2 separate regions of the Homo sapiens genome follow, and region 2 is linked to region 1. The links are chromatin contacts, found by Hi-C or POLR2A ChIA-PET in ENCODE. All regions are on one chromosome and are shown on one strand. The core of a region is the stretch at or near the end of the contact, and the rest is flanking DNA. Distances in the headings are between cores, read along the strand shown. Region 1 holds the start of SH2D6 (SH2 domain containing 6). Region 2 overlaps TCF7L1 (transcription factor 7 like 1).

Region 1 (5,774 bases), core at 1,461-3,960:
TTGCCCATTTCCTGTCCATATGTCTTCGACTACCGGGCCTAGGCTGAGGCACAATCCCCCGAGGTCCCGGCTGTTTATCTGCTGAAAACCTTTTTCCCCAGCGCAGATGGATCACCAAGGACTCCCTCACACTCACTTTCTCTGGTTCTCTGGATACCTCTGGCCGACCTTCCCCACCCCACTGGGTCCTTTCCTCAATTTGCCTTCCTTAGCGGGAGCGGCCGGCGTCTGTTCCTCCCCTACACTCTCCCTCCTCCACCAAATGTAACATGGCCCTGCTTAGGCTTCCTTCTTCAGCACAGAGCCTGGGAGCCAAGCTTCTCCTGTTCCCAGCTGGTCTTCTACCCTCCCCGTTAGGAGAGACTGGACACAGTGGCTCCCCGACGTCTCCAACCCCACCTCCTTCCTTGATGGGCCTGGAGGGCCCTGAGATCACCCTCCCTCCCTTTTACCAACAGAAAAGCCGAGGCCAGAGAAGAATGGATGCTGGCCAAGGCCATATGATGTACACAGAGCCAAAGCCACAGTCCCCTCACCCCGTCCCGGGCCACTGTGGGGACCTAAGCAGTCGTTCCACGGGAGAGGGCGACCCCTGGTGGTGAGGAGGGGCATGGCAGCCTGTCGCTCATTTCCTGGGCCCGGAGGCTGACGGTGGAAGGGGCGTGGCCTGGAGGACCACCGACCCAGGCTTTAGTTATCAGGAAGGTAAATGAAGGCAAGGCCCGCAGAGCGAAAGAACGTGGGAAGTTAGGACAAGTTTTGCTGGGCTTTGCCCTTCCTTAGCCACATTCCCTGTAATGACCTAACAACACTGCTCTGTGACTTTAACTGCACCCTGCTGATTGCTGGTTGGATCTTCAGGGAGCAGGAATGGGCATTCAACAGCTTTTGGCACACTGCATGTCCCAAGGGTCATTACTGACTTGAGGGTCTGGTGCGAAGCCCTGGAATGCAGAAGCTCACATTCTGATAATAAGATTTCTAATAATAAGAGAATGGGCTCAGTCCGGGCACGGTGGCTCATGCCTGTAATCCCGGCACTTTGGGAGGCCAAGGTGGGCTGATCACCTGAGGTCAGGAGTTCGAGACCAGCCTGGCCAACATGGTGAAACCCCGTCTCTACTAAAAATACGAAAATTAGCCAGGCGTGGTAGTGTGCGCCTGTGATCCCATAATCCCAGCTACTGAGGCTGAGGCAGGCTGAGGCAGGAGAACCGCTTAAGCCCGGGAGGCAGAGGTTGCAGTGGACCGAGATTGCGCCACTGCACTCCAGCCTGGGAGACAGAGCGAGACTCTGTCTCAGGAAACAAACAAACAAACAAACAAACAAAACAGAACGGGCTCTTATTAAAGAGTCCAGGGACTGAGTCAATAGCTGTCTCCAAGTTTCTATGGTACCTATCTCTCCTCTCTAGGGGCAAAAGGGCTACTCAACAAAAGGCTGATTGTTTTAACAGAAACACTCAGAAAACCAAACCTTTGAGAACTTCCCAGGCAGAAATAGGCATGCTTAGAGACCACGCGACCAGTTAATATGAACCCCACATCTGCTATCAAGAGAATCTGGGCAATCTACTTTGAATATCCCTTTTGGAGCTGTTTCTAGGTGTTTAGAGATCAAATGAAATATTTCTAGGAAGTAGCTCGCCTCGAACTAACCACACAAGAATGAAATCTCACTGACTTACAAGGTCATGGCTAAACCTTCATTGACTAGGTATTTTCCTCCTTCCTTGATGATCCAGTATGTAGCAGTATATGCCCAGATCAGGAAGTGTAAAAGCTGAAAATGGAGTTGGAGACAGAAAGTCCAATGTGTTGCTGGCCACTGTGGTGTCACTGCTCCCGATACAGGTGTAACCTGAGTCTCCCGCTTGGGAGCCAGAAATCAGCTGAGAAGAGGCCTCTGGAAAGAGGCTGCCCTGGCCCAGAAGGGTGGATGAAGTAGGGCCTCAGCACAGCTCATCCTACCGAGCAGGCCGGACCCTGAGTTCCTGGCTTGCACTGAAGGGTCTGGGTAAGTCCCTTCTGTAGCGCCTCAGAAGCTCCTTGGGCAACCTGGGAAGTTAGGACAAGAGCTCTGACATTTGACCCTGAGGTGTGAGGAGAGTGCTTTGAGAGAGAGGATGCTGAATGCGAGCGCCCTGGTTATTACCTCCTGGCAGCCTCCTAACCTCACCTTGACTCTGCCATGTAAAATTGATGCCTGGGCGCAGGGCGCCGACGATGGTCAGATACCGCGGCCTGCACACCCTGGGACCTACATCCCTGACCTGGAGGACCCAGGCCTTCCCCGGGCTTCACCACGAGTCCTGCCGGCCACACAGGGACCCTAACAGACCTAGTCCAGTCTCAGGGTCTGGGCTGCTCCTCCTTCCAGGAATGGGAGTTTGCTCTAGGCGATGGAGGAAGGGTTCAGGAGGCCACTCTGCCTGCTTAGCAGGCTGTGGGCCCAACCCCCCACCCACCATCTTCATCTCCCACGGCCCCAACCTCGTAGGGAGGGCAGGGCGGGGCTCAGGTTCGCAGAGAAGGAGGGCTCGGACCAGCGACTCCAGGGCAGAGGGGCGCGTGCAGGGGTGGGGAGCTGGGTTTGCGAGGAGAGAAGGCCATCTCTTCCCCAGCAGGGTAGCCCCCACCTAGCTACCGGGATCCCACCCTGGCTGGCGCAATCTTTGCGTCCGGATCAGCACCCAAGGCCCCGCCCAACGGCCCGCTGCCTGCCGGGATTTGTAGTTTGTAGGGGAGGGGCCAAAAGGCGCGCGCGCGCGCGTGTGTGTGTGTGCGTGTGTGACTGTGTGTTTGTGAGACTGTGTGTGTAAGTGTGTCCGGGGGTCTGTTGTGGTGCTCCCGTCCCCGAGGGCCCTCCGGACCTGGGCTCAGCAAAGGCACCACAGGCCGCAGCTTCCGAGACCCCGCCCCGCGGCCCACTGCCTGCTGGGATTTGTAGTTCTTAGGGGTCTAGGGCCCAGGCTGGGGCCGGGTTGGGGCCTTACACGCGTCCTGGCGTGTGGCTCTCCTGCGTCCTCGTTTTTCTCGTGAGCCCTGGATCTGGACAGTGGGCCCGGCGCGAGGCCCTCAACTCCGGCTGGGCTCCCGGTGGCACTTTCTGCCGACCCTGAGATGTACCCGCCACGCCTGCGGGACTGACCTCTAGGTGGGCAAACCGAGGCACAAAGAGGGGCGCGCTCTGGCCGGAGTCGGCCCTCTTGTGAGAATTTGGGCTGGGAGACCCAGCCCAGGCCTGGCAGGCAAGGCTGGGTCAGGCGAGGGTCCTGGGCCCTTTCGGTGTAAGAGTGTGCAAAATAATGAACAGGCCTGCCCAGGACTGGCTCTGCACATTAGCGCTAGTTACCTTACAGGCTTGACTGATCAGATTTTTATTTGGCACCACTACAGAGGGGAGCCCAGGGAGGGAGGAAGTCTCTCGTGACCAAGAAAACCTATGGTCCACCCTGGCCTACAACTCTGCTTTAACGACAAAAATAAACCGAGTTTGGGAGGGGGTGAGGAGGAGGGGTGTTTTGTAAACTGTGAAGTCCAGGTTATGAGTGAGGTGTTATTATCATCAGGATCAGACCTCAAAGCACTGGAGGAAAGGTCTGGGCCTTCAAGAGCCTCACCTCAAAAGGGAGGGTATGGCCGGGCGCAGTGGCTCACGCCTGTAATCCTAGCATTTTGGGAGGCTGAGGCAAGCAGATCACCTGAGGTCAGGGGTTCAAGACCAGCCTGGCCAACATGTCGAAACCCCATCTCTACTAAAAATAGAAAAAATTACCCGGGCGTGGTGGCACGTGCCTGTAATCCCAGCTACTCGGGAGGCTGAGGCAGGAGAATTGCTTGAACTCAGGAGGCGGAGTTTGCAGTGAGCCGAGATGGTGCCACTGCACTCCAGCCTGGGCAACAGAGCCAGACTCTGTCTCAAAAAAAAAAAAAAAAAAAAAAAGAGCTGAGATAGCTGTTTGCATGTGAAAGGACTCACAACTGGCACTAGCATGCGGTGATAGTGGGGAGGGCATGGACTCCCACTACATGGCTCCCATCTATCCTCTGCCGCTTACTAAGTGGGACCTAGAACAAGTGATTTTGACCTACTTTATCTCTCTTTATCTCTGTTTCCTCATCTGTCAAAGGAGGATAATAAGAGGATCCATGTTAGAGAGTAAATGCAAGGATTAAATGAGAAAATCATATCAAGGATAGCACCTGGCATATAGTGGCAGCACACAATAGTGTTAGCTGTTATGGTGTTGAGTACCCAGTGTGACGCTGGCTGTACAGGGGTAAACTTGTCTTCTGGGGGACTAGTCCCCCCATCCCAGGCACCTGGTGCCCTCCCCAGGCCACTCATGCTGTACTGGACAGTCCCACTTTCCCAAGAAGTCACAAGGAATTCCAGCATGTCACTGTTCTGGTTGCCCCTGAGCACCTAGCAGTGATTTAAGAAAAGGCAAAACCAAAGTTTTGGTTTTGAGCTTTATTCGGAAAATATGGCCACCCAGACCCCTGGCCATTCCCCAGGGCCTGTGAGGTGATCCAGAAAAATTCATTTGCAAATCAAATTTAATGGCTAGAAGCATCCTGAATCAATGTCTTCAAATAAATATTTGGGGCCGGTGAGGTGGCTCACACCTGTAATCCCAACACTTTGGGAGGCCGAGGCAGGCAGATCACCTGAGGTCAGGAGTTCGAGACTAGCCTGGCCGAAATGATGAAACCCTGTCTCTACTAAAAATACAAAAAAATTAGCTGGCATAGTGGCGTGCGCCTGTAGTCCCAGATATTCGGGAGGCTGAGGCAGGAGAATCACTTGAACCGGCGGGGGGGAAGGTTGCAGTGAGCTGAGATTGTGCCATTGCACTCCAGCTTGGGCGACAAGAGTGAGACTCTGTCTCGAAAAAAGAAAAAAAAAGGAATATTTGGGGGAATTTTGATGTTAGAATTGAGCATTGCAAAAGATCCCTGTCAGTCCCCCGTGATGAGGAAATGCAACTGCTCAGCCTGAGCTGTGCCTCTCGGTTGGAGTTAGAGGAGCCAGAAGGGACCCTTCGAGTCTAGTGCTTTCATTCACAGATGGGAAACTGAGGCCCAGAGAGGGCCACATGGCAGGGTAGTTAGAAGACAGGTCGAGAACTTGCTAGGAAGAATCTTTTGCAATTTCAGAACTTCTCAGCACTGGAAATGAGTCCATACCCCGAGTTTATGGGCACAGAAGCAGAAAGCTGATTGTCCTGGACATCCCCAGACCTTGGCCAGAGTCCAAGCAGCTAAGCCCAGAAGCCAGTGTCCAGTGCTTCTCTCTCCTGGGTTTCTTCAGCCAGGTGTTCATCCTAGAAGTAGGAGTTTATTAATAATGGTGATGGTATCTTGCATTGTCCAGGCCTTCATTCTTTTTGCGGATCCTCCCGGCTGGGCACAGTGGCTCACTCCTGTAATCCCAGCACTTTGGGAGGCCGAGGAAGGAGGATCACTTGAGCTCAGGAGTTCAAGGCTGCAGGGAGCTATGATCATGCCACTGCACTCCAGAGCCTAGGTGACAGAGTGAGACCCTGTCTCTTAAAAAAAAAGAAAAAAGAAAAAAAGCAGCCTTTCATTGAATCCTCACAACCTTCCAAGGTAGGAGGACTGGGGCTTCTGTTCTCGTTTCACAGATGAGGAATCTGTGGCTAGGAAGTCTTAAGGGATTATCCCGAGGCAACAGAATCTGGGCAGTATTAGAATGTGGGGGTTTTGCTGTCTAATCTGTTAATGCATTCAGTAAAAATTTTTTTGAG
Region 2 (6,031 bases), core at 3,491-5,990, 110 kb after region 1:
GGGTTTCACCACGTTGGCCAGGCTATTTTCAAACTCCTGACCTCAAGTGATCTGCCTGCCTCGTCCTCCCAAAGTGCTGGGATTGAAGGCGTGAGTCACCGTGCCCGGCCTGCTTCGTTCATGTAACTAAATATTTGTGAGGCCCTCAGGTTGTGTTCAGGAGGAAGAGACACAGGAACACAGATGGAGGGCAAGAGGGACAGATGGCTCTAGCTGGGCTGCCTGGGTGAGATGCTGGGGCCTGGCCAGGACAGTGTCAGTTCCCAGAGGTCCTGGGACAGGGGAGAAGGGAGGTCAGGGTCACAGAGAGAGAGGCAGGAAGTAGCAAAGGCAGAGTCTGCCTGTGCACCAAGCCCGACCCCCCTGCTCTGCCCCTGGGCCGTCTCTACCTCACCCCCTCAGCTCCCCCGGTCTGAGAGAGGGGAGGCCGAGCAGGCTGCAGACCCAGCCACATGGGGCAGGGGAAGGAGAGGCTGGCATTGGTGGAGCCACCCACTGCACTGCCAGTCATACAAAGAAGTCTATCACACAGAATTATGTGCAGTATTTTTTTTTTTTGAGACAGAGTTTTGATCTTGTCTCTCAGGCTGGGTTGCAATGGCACAATCTCGGCTCACTGCAACCTCCACCTCCTGGCTTCAAGCGATTCTCTGGCCTCAGCCTCCCGAGTAGCTGGGACTACAGGCGGCCGCCACCATGCCCGGGTAAGTTTTGTATTTTTAGTAGAGAGGTTTCACCATGTTGGCCAGGCTGGTCTCGAACTCCTGACCTCAGGTGATCTGCCCGTCTCGGCCTCCCAATGTGTTGGGATTACAGGCGTGAACCACCGCGCCTGGCCTATAGTACTTTTTAATGAACGAAATGACTATGTTACTGGTTTATGTATTTGCTATATTTTTATTGTTTTAAACAAAAAAGTTTAAGAAGTAAAAAAAAAAATGTTTTTGTTTTTGTTTTCTTTGAGAGGGAGTCTCGCATTGCTGCCCAGGCTGGAGTACAGTGGCATGATCTCAGCTCACTGCAACCTCCGCCTCCCGGGTTCAAGAGATTCTCCTGCCTCAACCTCCCTAGTAGCTGGGATTACAGGCGCCCGCCACCGTGTCCGGCTAATTTTTATATTTTTAGTAGAGTTGGGGTTTTGAGGTCATGGTCTCAAACTCTTGATCTCAAGTGATCTGCCCACCTTGGCCTCCCAAAATGCTGAGATTAGCAGGCATAAGCTACTGCACCCAGCCCCAAAAAAGACTTTAATTAGAAAAAAGCTCATAGAATAAGGATATAAAGAAAATATCTTTGTGCAGCTGTACAGTGTATTTGCGTTTTAAGCTAAGTGTTATTACAAGAGTCAAAAAGTGTTTAAGTTGATAAAGTAAAAAAGTTAAACTAAGGTTAATTTATTCTTGAAGAAAGAAGAATATTTCTTTATAAACCTAGTGTTGCCTAAGTGTACAGCGTCATGGTTACTCACCACTCACTGACGCACCCAGAGCAGCTGCCAGTCCTGCAAGCTCCATGCCTGGGAAATGCCCTATACAGCTATGCCATCTTTTATCTTGTTTTTTGTTTTTTTTTTCCCCAAGACAGAATTTTGATCTTGTTGCCCAGGCTGGAGTGCAACGGTGCGATCTCGGCTCACCGCAACCTCTGCCTCCTGGGTTCAAGCAATTCTCCTGCCTCAGCCACCTGAGTAGCTGGGATTACAGGCGCCCACCACCACGCCCAGTTACTTTTTGTATTTTTAGTAGAGACGGGGTTTCATCATGTTGGCCAGGCTGGTCGCTAACTCCTGACCTCAGGTGATCCACCCTGCTCGGCCTCCCAAAGTGCTGGGATTACAGGCTTGAGCCACTGCACCCGGCCCATCTTTTATCTTTTACACCAGATTTTACTGCACCTTTTCTATGTTTTGTTTCTGTTTTTTTTGAGAAAGAGTCTCACTCTGTCGCCCAGGGTGGAGTGCAGTGGTGCGCTTTCGGCTTACTGCAAACTCTGCCTCCCGGGTTCAAGTGATTCTTGTGCCTCAGCCTCCTAAGTAGCTGGGATTACAGGCATGTGCCACACACCTGGCTAATTTTTGTATTTTTAGTAGAGATGGGGTTTCAACATGTTGGCCAGGTTGGTCTCGAACTCCTGACCTCAAGTGATCCACCTGCCTGACCTCAAGTGATCCACCTGCCTCGGCCTCCCAAAGTGCTGGGATTACAGGCGTGAGCCACCACGCCCAGCCACCTTTTCTATGTTTAGATACATAAACACTCACCACTGTGTCACAGTCACCTACAGTATTCAGTACAGTAGCATATGCTGTACAGGCTTGTAGCCTAGGAGCAATAGGCTATACCATATAGCCTAGGTGTGTACACCATCTAGGTTTTTCTAACTACACTCTATGATGTTCACACAATAAAATTGCCCAACGACGCATTTGTGAGAACGTTGTCTCAGTTGCTAAGCGATGCATGACTGTATATGAAATGTCTAGAATAGACAAGTTTGGAGACAGAAAGTAGATTAGTGGTTGCCTAGGGCTGGGGGAGATGGGCAAAATGTGGAGTGATTTTCAAAGGATATGGGGCTTCCTTTGGGACTGACAAAAACTTTCTAAAATTGACTGGTGATAGGTGCACAACTCTGAACATACAGCCAATGAATTGTCTACTTTTTTTTCTTTTCTGAGATGAAGTTTTGCTCTGTTGCCCAGGCTGGAGTGCAATGGCGCTGTCTCGGCTCACTGCAACCTCCACCTCCCGGGTTTAAGCGATTCTCCTGTCTCAGCCTCCCAAGTAGCTGGGATTACAGGTGCGCACCATCATGCCTGGCTAATTTTTGTATTTTTAGTAGAGACGGGGTTTCGCCATGTTGGCCAGGCTGGTCTCGAACTCCTGACCTCAGGTGATCCACCCGCCTCGGCCTCCCAAAGTGCTAGGATTACAGGTGTGAGCCATCGCACCCAGCCTGAATTGTATACCTTTTTTGTTTGAGGCAGAGTCTTACTCTGTTGAGAAGGCTGGAATGCAGTGGCACAATCATAACTCACTGCAGTCTTGAGCTCCTGAGCTCAAGCAATCCTCCTGCCTCAGCCTCCTGAGAAGCTGGGACTACAGGCTTGTGTGCCACCATCCCCAGCTAGTTGCTTTTTTTTTTTTTTTTAAAGAGATCAGGTCTTGCTATGTTGCCCAGGCTAGTCCTGAACTCCTGGCCTCAAGTCATCTTCCTGCCTCAGCCTCTCAAAGCATTGGGATTATAGGCAAGAGCGGCTCTGCCCAGCTGAACTGTATACTTTAAATGGGTGAAGTGTAACTTTAAATGGCTGAAGTATATCTCCATAAAGCTGTTACAAAAAATTAATTGTGGTGCTAGATACTATGGAAAGTATCCAAAAGATGCTTCCTCACATCTTGGCAATTACGAGTCAAATGGGTGATAGAAGCATAAGCTGAATGTCATTCCAGGCGGCAAATTCATTTAAATCAGCTGTGAAAATGATTACCCCCTTTGCAGCTCAGTCATGGACACTGACTGGCCCATGCACATTTGAGACAGGAAGCTGGGTTCAGGTTTTCTAAGGGTGTCAGGCATGCCTAACATTCCCCTGTGGCAAGTGGCAATCTTCCTTTGCATATCTGCGAAAGTCTAACACAGGGTTTGGGAGTGAAACAAACAGGTGGTTTGATTCAACAAAAGCACTAAAGAAACACTCAGAAAAGGTCTTGCAACTGCAATTTTATTTTCTTTTGTGAAAATAAACAACTGGGAGTTTAAATTGCTCCAAAAACCATAAAAACAAAAAGAAATACACACAGAAGAAGCATGTGAGGTGATGGGGAAGGGAACAGGGTCTCTAGAACTTTGGCAGATTGTGCTGGCACGGACCCAGGTGACAGGAGCCAGACCATGGGGCCGGTCCCGCCTGCCACTCTGGGATTGTGAAGGGATGATCGCCACTGGCAAGGACGGGGAGGAACACAGACTTCTTCGCTGAGGAAGTGGCAGGCACCTTGAGTCCCTTTAAATGCGGGGGTTGGGAGGAAACCATTTCAGAGGACCGCTTTCTCCACTGAAAGCTGGGGCTGGCGAGTTCGGGCCCACTGAGGGAGGGGACGCTGGTGGCAGCAAATCAGGCCAAGATGTCTTCTCACATGGTGATGGCCTCACACTGGGCAGAGGACAGAGGACGAAGAAGAACCCACGGTATTGAGCAGACGATGAAAACTTGGGCTGGGTAACAGGAAATGTCACAATGGCAGAGCTGCAGATGGAGTCGGGGAAGCTGGGGCAGGCGGCAGGGGCGAGAAGAGACAGGAGACAGAAAGTGCAAGAGAGGTAAGAGAGAGAAGTGCCCTCTGCCCAGGTCCATCCACCACAGCACCTACAGGACGAATAGCACGCTACTTTTCAGTTCTCTTTCTTATAAAGATTTTTTTTTGTTGTTTTGTTTTGTTTTTTAAAAAAGCCTTAAGATCAGCTACTGGTTACATCTACAAACTGTAAAGTGCTGTTGTTACCAGCCACTTTACAGAACAGTCCAGAGTGGTCAAATATTGACCAATAAAGTCTCCTTTTTCTTTTTCTTCTGAATCATTACTACTCAATGAGTCATGTGACAGCCTGCAGGGGTCGGGGGGAGCTTAGTGGGCAGACTTGGTGACCAGGGAAAGAGGCTGGGCCTGTAGCACCGGGAGGGCCTGGTGGGCATGGAGCGTGGCGGGGAAGGACGGGGGAGAGGCCAGCAGAGCTGTGGGCATGGACCCAAGGGGGAGGGGCCGGGACAGGAGGGGAGGCTGGCTGCCCATCTGCCCAGAGGAGGAGGCTGCAGCCTTAGCCGACAGGAAGGCGGCAGAGTGGAGAGCCAGCTGGGCCCGGGTTTCTGGTTTGGTGGTGAGGGAGAGGGGCTGGGCTTGCTCCGAATGGGTGGCAGCAGGGGCAGCTGGTGAGGCCAAAGCTGCAGAGGGAGTGGCCGGGGAGTCCAGCATGCTCCCGTGGGAGGAGGCAGGGCTGTCACAGGGCTTCTCGGGGGGCAGGTACTGAACACATGGCTTCTTGCTCTTGGAGGCCAGGGCACCTAGGGGGAAAATACAAGAAAGAGTGAGCAGCTATAGCTCTGTGAGAGGAGGAGGCTGAGGAACAGCCCTGGCGATACATGTGCTTTGGAGACACAGGGATGATTTTGGCGAGGACCTGACATTACTTCCAAGGCTTTCAAGACTAGGAAACTGCATTCACAAATACCCAGAGCACAGAGAAGAGGCAACGCCCAAACTGATGAAGATCCACCCAGCATCAGATCGGAGAGAAGACGGCTCAGTGTCTCACAGGACCACCCTCCTTTCCTAAAGCTGGTAACTTTTGGGATGAATCTCCAGTTTGCTTTGAAATCTTTGGTTTATGGTATTAATACAGTCAGAGAGAGTGCATGCCTGCTGAACAGCGTGCCAGACAGCGGGTTCTGTAGCAGGTACGGGTTCCACTCATGTGCGCTCCTATGTATAATGGAAGGAAGGAAGGAAGGGAGGAGGGGAGGCAAGGAAATAGGGAGGGAGGGAAGGAGAAAGGGAGGGCGGAAGGAGAAAGCGAGGGAAGAAGAAAGGGAGGGGGGGAAGGGAGGGAAGGAGGGGGAGAGGGAGGGAAAGAGAGGGAGGGAAAGAGAAAGGGAGGGAGAAAAGGAGGGAGGGAAGGGGAAAGGGAGGGAAGGAGAATGGGAGGGAAGGTGAAAGGGAGGGAGGAAGAAAGGGAGGGAGGGAGGAATGAAGAAGAGAGATTGAAAGCACTTTACATCGTGCAAGCAGCGATACACTTGTCCTGGAGTGAGCATGAGATGGGGGGCGTGACCTAAATATTAATAATAATCGTCACAGTGTGAGCATCTTTCTGTGCTAGGCATGATTCTGGTAATATAGAGATTTTATACATGGTTTTGACACAAAGTGCCTCCTAAACCCAAGCAAACTAATTTTTTCTGGTGTTCAACCAAAGAAACATCCAAGGAAACCCGGGCTCCCCTGGATCCACTGACAGGTGGGATGTCAGGGGC

What was found. Hi-C counts contacts between places; a loop is a spot of excess contacts on that map. ChIA-PET counts read pairs that join two places held with the same protein, here RNA polymerase II (POLR2A). Pooled maps may share reads with other maps.
Region 2: a loop to region 1 is called in a pooled map, with 2.2 times the contacts of the local background. The contact joins the enhancer-like site here to the promoter of SH2D6 in region 1. A Hi-C loop is called at or near these places in 2 of 50 pooled maps. POLR2A ChIA-PET finds 5 or more read pairs at or near these places in 9 of 52 experiments (B cell, Caco-2, H1 and 6 more).

The regions. Positions count from the first base shown.
Region 1 is chr2:85,415,650-85,421,423 of GRCh38, reverse strand. It overlaps SH2D6 (SH2 domain containing 6), which reads right to left and starts at 2,710. Exons shown (of 24, transcript NM_001394463.1): 1 at 2,494-2,710; 2 at 2,180-2,395. It overlaps LOC105374841 (a long non-coding RNA gene), which reads right to left. Exons shown (of 3, transcript XR_940316.3): 3 at 4,463-5,330. It also overlaps a transcript of CAPG not described here. RefSeq lists enhancers at 712-861, 3,090-3,249, 2,728-3,263, 3,260-3,369.
Region 2 is chr2:85,308,060-85,314,090 of GRCh38, reverse strand. It overlaps TCF7L1 (transcription factor 7 like 1), which reads right to left. Exons shown (of 12, transcript NM_031283.3): 12 at 3,704-5,062. The coding sequence ends at 4,629. Among named protein-coding and RNA genes, the nearest start is that of TGOLN2, 17 kb to the left of the region's middle. RefSeq lists enhancers at 206-706, 3,572-4,455. Within about 2 kb of position 4,740, at least 23 of the 41 ENCODE cell types and tissues checked have a DNase peak (open chromatin) inside an H3K27ac peak, as active enhancers do; they include B cell, where a contact is called at or near this core.